2 separate regions of the Mus musculus genome follow, and region 2 is linked to region 1. The links are chromatin contacts, found by Hi-C or POLR2A ChIA-PET in ENCODE. All regions are on one chromosome and are shown on one strand. Each heading gives the region's core, a stretch centred on a gene start or an enhancer-like site at or near the end of the contact. The rest is flanking DNA. Distances are from core to core; before and after follow the strand shown. Region 1 holds the start of Rec8 (REC8 meiotic recombination protein). Region 2 holds the start of Gmpr2 (guanosine monophosphate reductase 2).

The links. Hi-C counts contacts between places; a loop is a spot of excess contacts on that map. ChIA-PET counts read pairs that join two places held with the same protein, here RNA polymerase II (POLR2A).
Region 2: POLR2A ChIA-PET joins it to region 1 with 12 read pairs in embryonic stem cell. The contact joins the promoter of Gmpr2 here to the promoter of Rec8 in region 1. A Hi-C loop is called at or near these places in 1 of 37 maps with a recorded cell type or tissue (T-helper 2 cell). POLR2A ChIA-PET finds 5 or more read pairs at or near these places in 4 of 5 experiments (Patski and embryonic stem cell).

Annotation. Positions count from the first base shown.
Region 1 is chr14:55,616,897-55,619,436 of GRCm38, reverse strand. Rec8 (REC8 meiotic recombination protein) reads right to left here and starts at 1,271. Exons shown (of 20, transcript NM_020002.3): 1 at 1,084-1,271; 2 at 779-891; 3 at 627-695; 4 at 397-539; 5 at 241-316. The coding sequence starts at 834.
Region 2 is chr14:55,670,965-55,673,504 of GRCm38, reverse strand. Gmpr2 (guanosine monophosphate reductase 2) reads right to left here and starts at 1,270. Exons shown (of 10, transcript NM_177992.2): 1 at 1,121-1,270; 2 at 704-799; 3 at 436-555. The coding sequence starts at 790. It overlaps Nedd8 (neural precursor cell expressed, developmentally down-regulated gene 8), which reads left to right and starts at 1,625. Exons shown (of 4, transcript NM_008683.4): 1 at 1,625-1,710. The coding sequence starts at 1,693.

The DNA.
Region 1 (2,540 bases), core at 22-2,521:
GCTGTTCTCTGACCTCCACATGCATACAGTGCCCTCTCTCCCTACCCCCTTCCCGATCCTCTACCCCTACTCTCTCTCTCTCTCTCTCTCTCTCCTCTCTCTCTCTCTCTCTCTCTCTCTCTCTCTCTCTCTCTCTCTCTCACACACACACACACACACACACACACACACACACACACACACACACAATGCACGAGGCCAAGCAGCTTGGTATGGATGGTTTCAGTCCCAGGGCCTCACAGGTCAGCCTCCTCCATATCAATGCGAATCCGCAGCTGGGCACGATGTAGGTGCTCCAGGATATGCTGGATGTCTTCTGTGGGTGAAAACGGTAAAATAAACAACCTAGTCATGGCTCCTTCAGCTCTAGCCCACCTCTGGAGTCTCTAGCCTTACCCACAAGGTACTGGCACTGTTGAAAGTAGACCCTTATCACACCAATCTGAAGCTGGGCGGAGAGATAGAGGGAGAAGCGGGGGCGGGGCAGCCCGGCCACCGGAGGTTGCACTCTTACCAGCACATAATTGAGGATTTCCTCGCTGGGAGAACAAGAAGCCCTGATCAATGCAACACCCAAAAACCAGAAGCCCCACACCAGCGATTCCTCCCTCTTTTCTGGATCTTACCAGGTCTTTACCACATTCACATTTAGGTATTCACGCTTCACCAAACGGCTGCCTCGGGTTGCTGCCAGCCTGGAGGGGTGGGGGCAGGAACGGCTTGTCAAGGGGAGATCCCACTACCTGGCTCCTGGCATAGCCATCAGCCCTGTGCTCACCAGATGGTGGCGAAGCAGCCTGTGTGGCGCTGAAGCACGTTAGGATAGTAGAACATCTTTGCTCCTGGGTTCACCTTCCCTGCACCAATCCCGTTTGGATCTCAATCCGAATTCTTGAGAATACGAGATTTCCAGCACCATTGAAGAGTAGGAATTTGGACGGGGGTGTGGTAGATATGGATGCAAAAAGCCCAATTAGTAAAACGACTGACTATACAACTGAATTAGGAGGTAACCAAAGACACAGGAGCTAAGCATCCCTCCTTTGGCCATTCCTAAAAAGGTCTGCACAACGCGCACCATACCATCAGGATTCTGTCCAGGCAGAGATGCGGAGCTCCAAGAAAAACCCGGGCAGAGACACAGAACAGATCTTCAAAGAAGACTGAGTCCTCTTCTGGTCAAGAGGCCTTCTTCGACTCTGCTGCCCGCCACCACCACCACCACCACCACCACCACCGCCGCCGCCGCCGTAGTCGTCGTCGTTGAGCTTCTGGACCTTGCTCTAGGTCCTGTCGCCCTCCAGCGGGATCAGGTGCACACTCTCCAAGGCTTTGTACCACCGACAGCCAATGAGAAGCCGCGCCAGAAGAAACTCAAAGACTCCTGGAGCCAGGCAGCAGAACTCAGTTCCAGGCCATAGGCTCTTGGAGAATAGTCGCCAGCCAATCACGAGAATTCTGAGCGCTACCAAGGCATTGTGAGGTGTTCTGGCCAATGGCCTCTCGTTCTCGGGTAGTAACAAGGACTTCGCCAAGGTGCAAAGCTGACCAATAAACGGAGAGAAAATCCAGTCTCTCTCCCTGGCGACAGCTGACAAAGTATCTTTTAGGAGCCGGGGTCATGTGAAGGGCAGATGCCTTGGTGCTGTTTATGATACAGAGATGTAAGAGAAGGTACCTTGCCTGAGCATAGGACCTGTCCTTACTCCTAAATTTCACCAACCCGATTTTGTGCCCAGTAAGGGTCTGTGCTGTGCTAAGTGCAAGAAACTGTGTGAGGTGGCCTTTTATTCAACAAGAAAGAAAACAGCCAAGGGAGCTGTAACTACAAACTCCTATAATCTCAGCTGCTACTTGGAAGGGAGGCAGGTTCAAAGCCAGCCTAGACAATTTGAACACTAGCTCTAAGCAAAAAACAAAACAGGCCAAGAGTGGTGTGCACACCTCTTGAAGGGACTGAGGTAGCAGAATAAACTCTACTATAAGCTGCTGTACTTGGAAAAAGCTACTGCCTGCTGTCCTTGAAGCGATATGCCCCCCAGCATTGAGAGGCCAACATTCCTTTACCCTTTCATGTAATGCCAGGGCTAAGAAACCCCTGCTTGCAGGTTTTTTTCCTTTATAAACCCCTTCACCTAGAGCTGGGGTCACTCTCCTTCCTGTTCCATCAGGAAGGTTTGTAGCCCAAGCTCGAGCTTGAATAAAGACTCTCACAAGTATTTGCATCAGAATTGGGGGCCCTGGTGGTCTCTTGGGGAAGCAGGGGTCTCATGAGCTGGGCATAATACTTTTATCTCAGCAACAGGAGGATCTCTTAAGAGTTTGAGACTGGCCTGGTCTACAGACCAGTTAGGGAGAGATAATGAAATCCTGTCTCAAAAAAAAAAAAAAAAAAAAAGTAAAAAGTAAAAAGTAAAAACTGGGCTGGAGATGTGGAAATGTAGCTCAGTCGTAGAAAGCCTGACTGGCATATATGTGTATATACATATATACACATATGCATATTCACATATATACATATGTACACACATACACACACA
Region 2 (2,540 bases), core at 21-2,520, 54 kb before region 1:
AAGAAGTGAAAAATTAAAATAATAGTAGGCATACAAGAAAACTAATAAACTCCTTTTTTCTGTAATATCCCAGGTTGAAAATTTTTAAATACTCAAAACAGTATTTAATTTCTGGACTAAACAGTGACTGCTTAATGTTCAAACAATGACTGACTGAAGAAATGCATGTGCTTGGGTTGACCTGGGTGGGCACTGGAAGAATTTGGTAAAGTATATAATTTATGGGAGATTATAATAAAAAAGATGAAACAGATCTAAATTTGAATCTCACTAGTTCAGACAGATCTTTGAACTGATCAAATGGTTCTTAGTAATGGAAAAAAAAATAGTAAACACAACATTCTGTTAATTGCCAGAGACTGGGAATACAGATGCAATTCCTCTGTAGCCGCTAGCTGGGAGAAGATCTGGTAGGGGGCATAAGGTTAATCTCACCTTACAGAGAACCCTAGCCATTTCAAAAGTGCCCACGGTATCCATATTGGCAGCAATGACAGGGATGCCACTGTACATCTGCTTTGAGTTCCGGAACGAAAATGATCTTGTGAGCTCTACCTGCAGACATTAAGAGGACATTAAGATTTCATTCATTCAGAAAATATGTATCGTTCTCGAACCTGACAGCTTTCTTGGACCTGGTCCATTAGAAGCTTGAGGTAAAAATAAATAAATAAATAAAAACCAAGGAAGACAACTGGCTCACCTCACTTCGAGACTTAAGAGTGCTGCGTTTGGGCCTCAACAGGACATCCTTGAAGTCAAGTTTCACATCATTATCAATATGAGGCATGATGCAAAGCTGGAGTTAGATTTAAAAAAAAATGAGGCTGTAAGACTGGGAAGTAACAAAGTTCGCCTCTCACGCTTAAACTGTGTAAAGTCAGATCAGGGTGTGGTTCTTCAAGTCTCCCTGGGACCATCCAGTGTCTGGATTATCCTAATGCTTCAATCCCAGGTATGATTTTTAGGGAGAATTGGGAAGAGATTATGGTTCCTGAAGGTGCTTCCTTACCTAGTTACTCTCCCTTTTTTCGCCCCTGCAAAGGGCAACTTAGAGTAAGAAGCTAACTTAGGGATGAGAAAAGAGATTTTAACCAGCTTCCGGCATAGCGGTACTCACTTCCTGTTGCTTTGACTCAGGTGGCAGTTGACCAAAGATTCTTTTGCTTAGCAACTAGCCGCGTGCAGCCTCGATGAGCCTTCAGGGCCACTCGAACGAGTTCCGCTAATTGCAAACTCGACTACCCAAGGAATTCTAGCTTCGGGCGCTGTGCAAGGCCTTCTGGGTAACAGAGTCCACACACTCAAGCTGCCGTTGAGTGCGAGCGGCAGAAGAACTACAACTCCTAGGATGCAAAGGACAGAGCTGCCTCCAGGCATGATGGGACAAGTAGTTTGTTCCGTTCCAGCTCGCCGCTAACACCAGTTCGGTGGCCACGCGCGGGGTCTCAGGGCGCCGTCTGGCTGTTCCTAGCCGACTTGCCTTTCTCTTTACAACCCCACTGACACAGAACACGAGGGCACTCCTGAGCGTTTCGGGAACCCGGTGGAAAGAGGAGAGGGTGGGTCCAGAGAGTGACCCGGAAGCAGAAGTGTTCCTTGCCGTGGAGTGCTGGGAAGCGGCAGCGGCAGCAGCGACCACAGCGGGAGAAGCAGCACTCTAGCCGCCTGCAACCCCAACCTGGGAAGAAGATGCTAATTAAAGTGAAGGTGGGAGCGTTTCCAGACTTTCCAAGACTCGGTGCAGGGTTGGCCGCTGCGCCTTAAGGGAGAGGCGGGAAGGAAAACCATGCCTTTCCTGAACTTGGAGGGCTGACACCCTCGGGGCCCTGCGCGAGGCTTGATGGGAACTAGGGGGACCCCGGGAGGCTTTGAGCTCTGGAGGCCGATCCAGCCTGAAGACTTCGGGTCTTACAAGGAAGCCTGTCCTACTTTCTTGCCAGTCTGTATTCAGACCCAGAAGGAGGCAGCGTTTGTCCTGGTCTCACTGTATTCAAGCCCTTGCAGTCATAGAGAAGGCCTGGCAGCAGCTTGGCTCCTCACTCCAGAATTTTTTGGGAAAGCTTTGTCCCCTGTTCTTCATGCCTAGATTGTATACTTCTCTCAGGCCCTAACACAGGCTCCCTCCAGAGCACAGCACTGATTAGAGTCTGATGAAAGTGAGGGCCTTTCAGTAGCTAGACTACGAGCCAAGGTTAGTGTCTCACCCGTCTTACAGTAGCTAAGCTCGGAGTGGTACTAGGCACCTTCTGTCGGAACTGGACATTAAGAACTAGCCTCATTTCTTTGGCTAATTTAGGCTACTTATCGATGCGTTGGTTCTTGGTACTCTGTCTTCAACTCCCGTAGATGTTCAGTTTTAAACCCATCAGGCCATTCTGCTGTACATTTAGACAGAGACACAAAAATGATAATAATGAGGAGGCCTGGCATTAATCTGACCTTTTCATTGCTGTGTTCAGTCTATCTTCAGTTACTGGACACGTCAACTATTAGCCTTTTTTTCTACATTCCTTCCAAAAAAAACTTTAATTAAAGAT